Linked DNA regions of Homo sapiens: region 1 is linked to region 2. The links are chromatin loops, found by intact Hi-C in ENCODE. Cell type or tissue: CD14-positive monocyte. All regions are shown on one strand. Links, peaks and the distances in the headings refer to the core of each region. The heading gives the core; the rest is flanking DNA.

The links. A loop is a pair of places that touch in the nucleus more often than their neighbours do. Peaks named below come from ENCODE experiments on the same cell type or tissue, not always from the same donor. Only the 100,000 strongest peaks of a DNase experiment are listed, where the experiment ranks them.
Region 1: it touches region 2 in a loop (3.0-fold over the local background); 1 of 110 quality-filtered maps calls a loop at or near these places.

What each region holds. Positions count from the first base shown.
Region 1 is chr20:49,082,732-49,088,109 of GRCh38, forward strand. It overlaps CSE1L (chromosome segregation 1 like), which reads left to right. Exons shown (of 25, transcript NM_001316.4): 15 at 1,295-1,431; 16 at 2,552-2,655; 17 at 5,278-5,375. Among named protein-coding and RNA genes, the nearest start is that of CSE1L, 39 kb to the left of the region's middle. In CD14-positive monocyte, for the core only: no CTCF peak of the experiment used is centred there; no DNase peak of the experiment used is centred there.
Region 2 is chr20:48,642,747-48,648,124 of GRCh38, forward strand. PREX1 (phosphatidylinositol-3,4,5-trisphosphate dependent Rac exchange factor 1) reads right to left here. Exons shown (of 40, transcript NM_020820.4): 26 at 3,105-3,311; 27 at 1,663-1,751. Among named protein-coding and RNA genes, the nearest start is that of PREX1, 180 kb to the right of the region's middle. In CD14-positive monocyte, for the core only: no CTCF peak of the experiment used is centred there; no DNase peak of the experiment used is centred there; H3K27ac peaks cover 430 bases.

The DNA.
Region 1 (5,378 bases), core at 82-5,081, 440 kb after region 2:
AGGATGGTCTCGATCTCCTGACGTTGTGATCCGCCCGCCTTGGCCTCCCAAAGTGCTGGGATTACAGGCATGAGCCACCGTGCCTGGCCTTTTCTGTTTTATTTTGAGAATGAGGTCTTGCTCTGTTGCCCAGGCTGGAGTGCAGTGGTGCGATCATAGCTTACTTCAGCCAGGAAATTCTGGACTCAAGCGATCCTCCTGCCTTAGCCTCCCTAGTTGATGGGATTACGGGCATGCTCCACCGTACCCACCTACATCATGACTGTTTGTCCTTAACATCTTTTTTTTTTTCTTTTTTCTTTTTTTTTTCTGAGATGGAGTCTTGCTCTGTTGCCCACGCTGGAGTGCAGTGGTGCAGTCTCAGCTCACTGCAACCTCCGCCTCCTGGGTTGAAGCCATTCTTCTGCCTCAGCCTCCCGAGTAGCTGGGACTACAGGCGCATGCCACCACGTCTGGCTAATTTTTTGTATTTTTAGTAGAGGTTTCACCATGTTAGCCAGGATGGTCTTGATCTCATGACCTCGTGATCTACCCACCTCGGCCTCCCAAAGTGCTGGGATTACAGGCGTGAGCCGCCACTGCGCCCGGCCTAACATCATTTTTGAGTTATTCATTTAGTGCCTAAAGCGATCCAGCTACCTCAGCCTCTCAAGTTGCTGGGACTACAGGAATTCACTACCATGCCCAGCTAATTTTTTATTTAATTTTTTCTTAATAGAGATGAGGTCTCACTATGTTGCCCAGGCTGGTCTTGAGCTCCTGGGCTTAAGCAATTGTTCTACCTTGGCTTCCTGAAGTATTGGGATTATAGACAGGAATGAACCACCACACCCAGGAGGCTTTTCTAGTTTAGACTAATGAATGTTTCAAATTTAGAGGTTTTTAATGAAGATTGTTCTCGTATTTGTTGCTTTTTGGGGGTGGGAAGAGAACAAAAAATGAGACACAAAAAGGTTAAATAACTTTTTCAAGAAATATCTGCTAGTGATGATTCTTAAGTTTGGTGAAATCTTAGTCTCCTTCTCTGTGATATTATTATTTTATGGTATGTTGATTTATCTGCAAGATGTTATCCTCATAGTTTTGTGCTCTGAAAAGGAGAATTTAGAAAGTGGAAATTGAACCATTATGTGCAAGTGAAAGTTTTGGTTTCTGGGCAGCAGCATCTCCTATTATAACAGAGCTTAAAAATAGCAAATTGTTCTTTAAATCAACAGGTCCTTCTCTTCCAATTGTCTTTTACTCAAATATGGAATCATTGCATTTAGAGCATGTATATTATTGTGTTTTTTAGGTGCCAAAAGAACATCTTTTAGTCTCGATTCCTCTCTTGATTAATCATCTTCAAGCTGAAAGTATTGTTGTTCATACTTACGCAGCTCATGCTCTTGAACGGCTCTTTACTATGCGAGGGCCTAACAATGCCACTCTGTGAGTATTTTATTCTAAAGTTTTTTAGCCTGGGGTAGGGGCTGTACTGTGCTGGTCAAAGATATCTGAATGTTTTCATAATTTCACTAGTGGGAAAACAAATGTCTGCTTTCTATTCCTTTATACTCTGTTTCATTCTAAAAGCATTTGAGGCTGCTTACTAAAATAGGTGCATTATGACAATACAATTTAATAAACTGGAGCCAAGGAAAGTAACTGAGATAAAGTTAATAAACAGAAATGTGTGTCAAAGGATCCTATATAGTAGTCCAAGAAACTCCAAATTTTATTTGGAGTCTCTTAGCAGCCAGGGCAAAGAGGGAAACTTGGGAAGTTAAAATTTTCACAGGGTCTATGAGATAAAAGTTAAAGCAGAGAATACTGTACAATAGTAGTAGTAGTGTTCTCAGCAACAATCATGTAACAGTTATTTTCATGTGGCTATTTGCGTAAGGTCACTTATTTCTGAGATATGACCTAACCGAATGAAAGTAATTCACTGGGGACCAAGAAAATAGGTCTTCTGGCCTGAACCAGGATGAAATGTAGAGGAATGGATGGTCTGCATGTCTTTCAGGCCACTATTCAACAGTATTATTTCTTGAAATGAGCTTTGGGTAAGAGATGGAAAACAGTTCTAGGTTCTTTCCTTCATCAAGAACTTGAAGTACAGATACTCTCAGTGGCCAATTAAGGGTAGAAAGGACATCCTTTGAGGTGAGTCAAGCCAGTACCTATCTTCAGGCCCAGAATTTATGCAGAAAACAGTTCTGAATCTTGGCTCCACCTCCAAAAACAAAATAAATGACAGAGTCCCCTGAGATTCTGAGTTCTTTCTCAGTGGTAATAGATATAAACCAGGGACAACTGTTTCAACTTCAGATGTTGTTGGGTTTAGCTGGCTTTTTGGTTCAGTTGTGTTTGGTTCTCGATGTGCCTTCTTAGGAGCCTAACATGAGCACATGTAAAAAAATTATTTTCCTAAACTGTCTATCAATTGTCAGTGGTGGGAGATGGCTCAGTTTTATGCTGAGAAGGGTGACATAGTGGTTGCCAAGGGTAATCTGCAGTGACAAGCTCAAGAGTTGGTAGTGACTGAAAGCTGTTTTTTCATCTATAGCTTTACAGCTGCAGAAATCGCACCGTTTGTTGAGATTCTGCTAACAAACCTTTTCAAAGCTCTCACACTTCCTGGCTCTTCAGAAAATGAATATATTATGAAAGGTAGGCTGTTTCCCTGGTGTGCAGACTACAGGTATCCAATCTCAGATTGTAAGGGTGAGCACTCTGAGTTATACTTCAGGTTATACAGTCTATGAACCAGATAATGTTTACCAAGTAGTAAGTTAGTTTAGATATTTCAAAATGAAAAACATTATCTTGTTTACTACTAACAATAATTTTTTTTTTTTTTTTTTTTTTTTTTTGAGATGGAGCCTTGCTCTGTTGCCCAGGCTGAAGTGCAGTGGCTTGATCTCAGCTCACTGCCACCTCTCCCTCCTGGGTTCAAGCGATTCTCCTGCCTCAGCCTCCCGAGTAACTGGGATTACAGGTGCACTCCACCATGCCCGGTTAATTTTTGTATTTTTAGTAGAGACAGGGTTTTGCCATATTGGCCAGGCTGGTCTCAAACTCCTGACCTCAAATATCTGCCCGCCTCAGCCTCCCAAAGTGCTGGGATTAGAGGCCACTGCACCTGGCCAACAGTAATCTTAATTTGATATGGAACTTCTCATTACAGAAAATGTAGCAAAGCCCTTTTTTCCTTCCCTAGATTGAGTTTCTTTAAGGCAAAGAAGAGATCATGCAACGTTTATTAACTGCATGCTCACCTAGGTAGGGGTGAAATGTGGGTGCCTGTGGTAGACTCTGCACAAATCGTGTCTTCTTACGTACTGCCAAGGACACAGGCAGCTGTATCCATCCACAGGCTGGTGTATCCATCCACCAGGCACTACATTAGTTGAGTGTCCTGGTGCCAGCTCTGAATTTAGAGATAGTCTCAGTGTTTTTCACTGTTGCATCCCAAAAGCCTAGCACATTGGGTTGTAGGAAGCACTTTTCAGAGAAACTCCCTGATCTTTTCAGTCTGGATCAGAAATCCTAGAGTGGATGTGTGTATCTGGGTGTATGTTTCCAACACTATCCTTCCCCCAACAATGATGTATAATTGTGTAATTATTGTTGTTTAATGTCCTTTTTTTTTTTTTTTTTTTTTTTGAGATGGAGTTTCACTCTTGTTGCCCAGGCTGGAGTGCAATGGCACAATCTCAGCTCACTGCAGCCTCACTCTCCTGGGTTCAAGCGATTCGCCTGCCTCAGCCTCCCGAGTAGCTAGGATTACAGGCGTGTGCTACCATGCCCAGCTAATTTTGTATTTTTAGTAGAGACAGGGTTTCTGCATGTTGGTCAGGCTGGTCTTGAACTCCCGACCTCAGGTGATCCACCCGCCTCAGCCTCCCAAAGTGCTGGGATTACAGGTGTGAGCCACTGCGCCCAGCCTTAATGTCCATTTCTATGAGAGCGGCTAACTAGTCTGTAATCTTCATTACTGTGTTTTTAGGGTATGTAAGAATACACAGTATGTAATACCTTCTCTGTACGGTTGTATGAGTGAATGAAATAATTCTGCGCCAGCCTAGTGGAGGAGCACCAATTTATCCTCTAGCCCTTTTAACCCAGGTCAGGGAAGGATTTTCTCTAGGAAGTGATCTCTAAGCTGAGATATGACCTAACCGAACGTTAGGTGTGAGGGATAGGTAGCAATCTGTTGAAGGGTGGATGAGTCTTTGACTCCAGTAGAGGAGGAAACATGATGTGCAGAGTTCAGGAGGCAAGAGCAGATAGCTTTCTGTCCTTTATGCTTGGCATGTATTTGGGGCTCTGCTTAGTAAACATTTATTTTAGAAATGTTATTTGTGGAAAGAGAGCTTTTATACATTTTTAGCTGACAAATTTATTTTTCTCCCATGCTTCCTATTTTTAACCCATTTATGGTCTTTTGAGCAATATTTTTGCAATTTGGACTCTGTGGCTTTACATGTATTTTTAGAATTTTTTTAGGCTCCTAATCTCTTTTTTTGAGGGAGGTGGATAGGCAGTTTTCTCTTCAGTTTCCTGTAGTTTGTGATCATGTTTCCTTTAGGCTAGGGCTAAACATTTTCTGATGCTGGTTTCTTTTTCTTTTTCTTTTTTTTTTTTTTTTTTGAGAGAGAGAGGGAGTCTCGCTCTGTCTCCCAGGCTGGAGTGCAGTGGCATGATCTTGGCTCACTGCAACCTCCACTTCCCAGGTTCAAGCGATTCTCAAGCCTCAGCCTCCCGAGTAGCTGGGACTACAGACGTGCACCACATACCTGGCTAATTTTGCTATTTTTAATGGAGATGGGTTTTGCCATGTTAGCCAGGTTGGTCTCAGACTCTAGCCTCAAGTGATCCGCCAGCCTCGGCCTCCCAAAGTGCTGGGGTTACAGGTGTGAGCCACCAAGCATGGCCTCTGCTACTGATTTCTAAGAGAAAGAGACCCCAAACAGTTCTCTCTCAGACTCACCTGCTCCATTCATGTCAGCTCACTGTTTCTTCCTCTTAGTCAACCTCTTTAATTATTTTTTAAACCTTGAGCCTTCTAGAAATACTCAGTATTTCCCAGCTAAATTTTGTTGCCAACCCGTCCTAATTTTAAAAGGAAGGGAAATTTAGATTATTTTTAAATGTAGAGAGCTATCTCGGGGTTGTCTAAGCATCTTAAAATTTAGTTGATGAATTAGTGCGCTTTTTTCCCCCCAGTCGCTCTCTTATTCTGAAGTTTAACTAAACTCTATTTGTTTTTGCTGTTTTTGTATTTTACAGCTATCATGAGAAGTTTTTCTCTCCTACAAGAAGCCATAATCCCCTACATCCCTACTCTCATCACTCAGCTTACACAGAAGCTATTAGCTGTTAGTAAGGTA
Region 2 (5,378 bases), core at 239-5,238:
AAATGAGGGACTGAGGAACAGAGAAAAGGACCTGGAGGCCACGTCTCCTGATTCCTCACCCAGCTGGTTCAGTTACATCAGCTGTCACACCCAACTCCTTCCTAGAGCCACCTGGGGACAGTTTGTGCAGTTGACTATCTTATGTGATGAAATCTGTATCTAAAGTTCAACAATTTCTTCCATTTTACTTGAGCTTCTTTTTCTTCTGTTAATTGAAGTATAATTAAAATTAAATTTTTATGCACAGACTATCTCTGAAAAGACACACAAGACTGCAGTGACAGTGGGAACAGCAGTGACAGCCTGAGAACCAAGGGTGGGGGGGAGACTTGTCACCATGCACCCTCCGGGGCCTTCTGAATTATGTACCATGTGGATACACAACCCATTTGCAAAATGAACTGCTTTAAAGTCTGAAGTAAACAAGACTAAAATAAAAAACAATTTCAGGCTTTCAGTAACGCCTTTAATCCCAGCAATTTGGGAGGCCGGGGCAGGCGGATCACAAGGTCAAGAGATCAAGACCATCCTGGCCAACATGGTGAAACCCTATGTCTACTAAAAATACAAAAATTATCTGAATGTGGTGGCGGGCGCCTGTAATCCCAGCTACTCAGGAGCCTGAGGCAGGAAAATCGCTTGAACCCGGGAGGTGGAGGTTGCAGTGAGCTGAGATCGTGCCACTGCACTCCAGCCTGACAACAGAGTGAGACTCTGTCTCAAAAAAAAATTTAAAAAAAAAAGCTGTAAGTAGAGTATGATCTAATTTATAAAATATTGTCTATGTCTGTCTATCCATCCATCCACCCACCTGCCCATCCATGCATTCACAGGCCCCACCAATGAGCTCCAAATGCTGGCGAGGGTCATTTCTGGGGGAGATGATAAGACTCTCATTCATTTTTATGGACTTCTTTTTGTTGTTTGTTTGTTTGCTTGTTTCTTGAGATGGAGTCTCACTCTGTCACCCAGGCTGGAGTGCAGTGGCATGATCTGAGTCCACTGCAACCTCCCCCTCCCAAGTTCAAGTGATTCTCCTGCCTCAGCCTCCCAAATAGCTGGGATTACAGGTGCGTGCACCACCACACCCAGCTAATTTTTTGTATTTTTAGTAGAGACGGGGTTTCACCATGTTGGCCAGGCTGGTCTCAAACTCCTGACCTAAAGTGATCCGCCTGCCTTGGCCTCCCAAAGTGCTGGGATTACAGGCGTGAGCCACCACGCTCAGCCATGGGTACTTCTTTGAACTGCTCTGTGTCATTTGGATTTTCGGTTTACACATGTATCATTTTTACATAAACCATGAGGTCACCCTGTTTAGTTGTCAGCACACGCATCACAACATTCATCGAACATGAAGTACACAGAATTGAACCGTGCATGCTTCCATTTGCTCCATCTCCATGACATTCACGGAGAACATCAGCTCTAAGAGGGCGGAGATGTTTGTTTCTTTCGCTGCCGCATTCCCAGTGCCCAGCACATAATATGGGCTCAAGAAATACTTGTTGAATGACTGAATGGAAGGAAATCAAGTACAGGACCATGCAATAAAACACAAAACAATATAATGCAGAGGAAAGTATAATAAAATAAACTAAAACTAAATCTCATGGGGAGGAGCCTCTCTCCCTGAGCACAGGCCGCTGCCACTCCACTCACCAGACCCCATCTCGTCGCTGCCCAAGTAGGAGCTGTTACTTCTCACGCTGGTGTAGGACAGGACCGAGTCTCGATTGCTGTTACACTCGCTGCAAAGGGGCCCAGAGAAGGGGCTGAGTCACCCTGAGCTCAGGCCATCTGGTCCTGGCACCCAAAACCCACTTTCTACAGTGTAGACAAAACCCCTGGGCCCTCAGGTGGGCGTGCAGCCCAGAGAGGGCACCGAGCACCGGTCCTGGGTCCCAAAGGCAGGGAAGGCCGGCCTGGTGGGTTTTCCACGCCTGAGGGCTGGGAAACGTTTCTAGGCTCTAGCACAGAAACACAGAAATAGGAGGAAGACGGTGAATCATTTTCACGCAGGTGTCACTCTGTCCAGTGTCCCCAGGGGACAGCCTTGCCCTGAGACACCTGCCCATTCCACAGGGCTCTGTCTTCCGTCTCCTCAGCCCCCAGCCTGGCTGGAAACCTCATGAGGACAGGGACTGGATTGGATTCCCTACGGCCCAGGAACTCGGAAGGTGTGGGAGATCAAAACCCAGGATCCTGACATTTTTTCCTTCACCTTTTTGAAAATTAAAGGAAAAACTGGAGGACCCAAAAATGTAAGAATGAAATCCCAGAGAGAGGGCAAAATCTGAGACTATGGACATGAGGCTCTGGGGGCACAAAGTGCCGCAGCAGCCAGATACAGACGCCAGGCGAGCAGCCAACGGGGGATCAGGCAGATCCCTTGACGACTGGAAGAACATTCACGCTGCGAGGACTGGGGGGAAGGTCTGCCTTCTCAAACTGTATCAGTTCTGATTTTTGCCCACAAACAGTTGAAGCACCCTCTAAGATTCCACTGTAACCACCATGGGCAAATGTGATGTCACCTTTCACTGGGACCACAGTGCTGGTTTATCTGCAGTAAGGAATTAAACTTACCCATTATATGGCTTATTACAGGAAACTGAGTTTTAGTCTATTTAACCAACTAGTTAGGACCTCACTGATCTTGTTATAATTAACCAGTAGAAAATTTAGATCTTCTCAGGTTAGGAGGGGAAAAAACTGCACTCTTCCTCCTTGGACCAAATAAACATAAATAGTGCTTGTTTCAGAAACCGTATGTCTTACACTGAGTTTGCAAACACACCACAGAATCTTGCCCTTGTGCCTGACAACATCGTGTCAGCATGTGTGGGGTGACACTGAGGCAGAACAGATGGGTCCACGTGGGGACAACCCTAAAATGTCAGCTTTGCAACTGGGGAGCCTAAGTGGGTCTTCCAGGCTCAGGGGTCTCAGATAATCCCCCAGAACCACGCTATCAGCAACAGCACCCTGAGCCCACTGCACCCTGAGAAGTGTCCACTGATTCTGATGTTGCCACGGGTCCGTGGCCTCACCTGTCCAGGGCCATCCTCATCTAACCTCAGCCCCCTGACGGTGACACCCACCTGTAGGAGTCGCGATAACTCATGGTGTCGTGGCCTGAGTCCTCCTGGTCCTCCTCGGCCACCTTGAAGCACACCTTCTTGATGCCCCCATGGTCACTCCTGTCCATCTCGCTCTCTTCACTGACCAGGGGCAGGGAGGAGGCCTCCTCAGCCAAGGATGCGTCGCAGGACCCACCCGAGGTGGGCTCTGTGATGGTGGACAGCAGCCTACGGAAGCAAAGACCTTGAAGTCAAAGATACAGGCCTGGCCCTTTGTGTCCCTTCCCTGAAAATCCCACCAGCAGCTGCAGGTGTGAGCACTGGCCCTCCTGTTGGGGGTGGGAGACTCGCAAGTTCTTTCACGGCCAAGCTACACAAGGCTCTACCAGAAGGTGAGGCAGGAAGCCTTTCCTGTGAAGACCCTGAGAGCAAATCCTTCCACCTCAATAGGCTGTAGGGTCTCAGTGACAACCATTCAACCTGCTGTTGCAGTGGGAAAGACCTGGACAGTGTGGAAGCAAATGGGCGTGGCTGTGTTCCAATGACACCTTGTTTAAAAATGAAAACAATCAGCTGGGCGCAGTGGTTCACACCTGTAATCCCAGTACTTTGGGAGGCTGAGGTGGGCTGATCACCTGAGGTCAGGAGTTTGAGACCAGCCTGGCCAACATGGCCAACATGGCGAAACCCTGTCTCTACTAACAAACAAAAATTAACTGGGTGTGGTGGCGGGTGCCTGTAATCCCAGCTACTCGGGAGGCTCGTATGAGAATCGCTTGAACCTGGGAGGCGGAGGTTGAAGTGAGCCAAGATCGCACCACTGCACAGAGCGAGAGAACCCATCTCAAAAAAAAAAAAAAAAAGAAAAGAAAAGAAAAAGAAAACAATAGGCTGAAGTCTGGACTGGGCCCCTAGGCCATAGCTCATCAATCCCCACTGTAGGGTGTGACGGTTAAGAGCACAGGTTTTGAAGCTAGCTAAACCCCAGATTCAAATCCCAGTATTGCCATTCCTCAAGCTAATTATTTAAACTCTCGGAGACTCTGTTTCCTCATATGTAAAATGGGATCATATCAGTATCTATATCTTAGGCTTCTGTGACAATTAAGGGAGTTAAAATGTGTAAACAGGCTAGGCCCAGTGGCTCACGCCTGTAATCCCAACACTTTGGGAGGCTGAGGCAGGAGGATCTCTTTAGCTCAAGACTTCAAGACCAGCTGTGAGACCGCATCTCTGTAACAAATACAAAAATTAGCCAGGCATGGCGGCATGTGCCTGTAGTCCTAGTCACTTGGGAGGCTGAGGCAGGAGGATCACTTGAGCCCAGGAGTTCGAGGCTGTGGCAACCTATGATCACACCATCACACTCTAGCCTGGTGACAGTTGGATAAAGTGCTCAGAACAGTGTCTCTGCTAGGCGTGGTGGCTCATATCTGTAATCCCAGCACTTTGGGAGGCCAAGGCGGGTGGGTCACGAGATCAAGAGATCAAGACCATCCTGGCCAACATGGTGAAACCCCATCTCTACTAAAAATACAAAAATTAGCTGGGAGTGGTGGCGTGTGCCTATAGTCCCAGCTACTTGGGAGGCTGAGGCAGGAGAATTGGTTGAACCCAGGAGGCGGAGGTTGCAGTGAGCAGAGATCACACCACTGCATTGCAGCCTGGTGACACAGTGAGACAACATCTCAAAAAAAAAAAAAAAAAAAAAAGAACAGTGTCTCGTGCCTTCTAAGTGAGCAGTGATGAATACGCCCAGCTAGATGCAATCCCACCACATCTCCACAGTCAGTAGCATGATTAGCCCCATTTGACAAACGAGGAAACCAAGGCTCAGAGTGGTTAAGTGACTTGCCTAAGTTTGCACAGTGGATAAGTAGCAGGGCCAGGATTTGAACCCAGGCCTCCTGGCTCTAGAGTCTACATTCTTTTTTTCCCTTATCATGGAATATTTCCATCATACACAAAAGTAGAGAGAATATCATGAACCCAGGTATCCAACAGGCAGCTTCAACAACAGCCACTCAGGGTCCACCTTGTTTCCCCCATGATCCCCATCACTTTTTATTTCCCTGGAGCATTTTGTTTTGTTTTGAGACAGGGTCTCGTTCTTTCACCCAGGCTGGAGTGCAGTGGTGCAATCATGGCTTACTGCAGCCTCGATCTTCTGGGCTCAAGTCATCCTGCCTCAGCACACTGAGGAGCTGGGACAACAGGTGTATGCCATCACGCCTGGCTAATTTTAGGATTTTTTTTTTATAGAGATAGGGTTTCACTACGTTGCCCAGGCTGGTC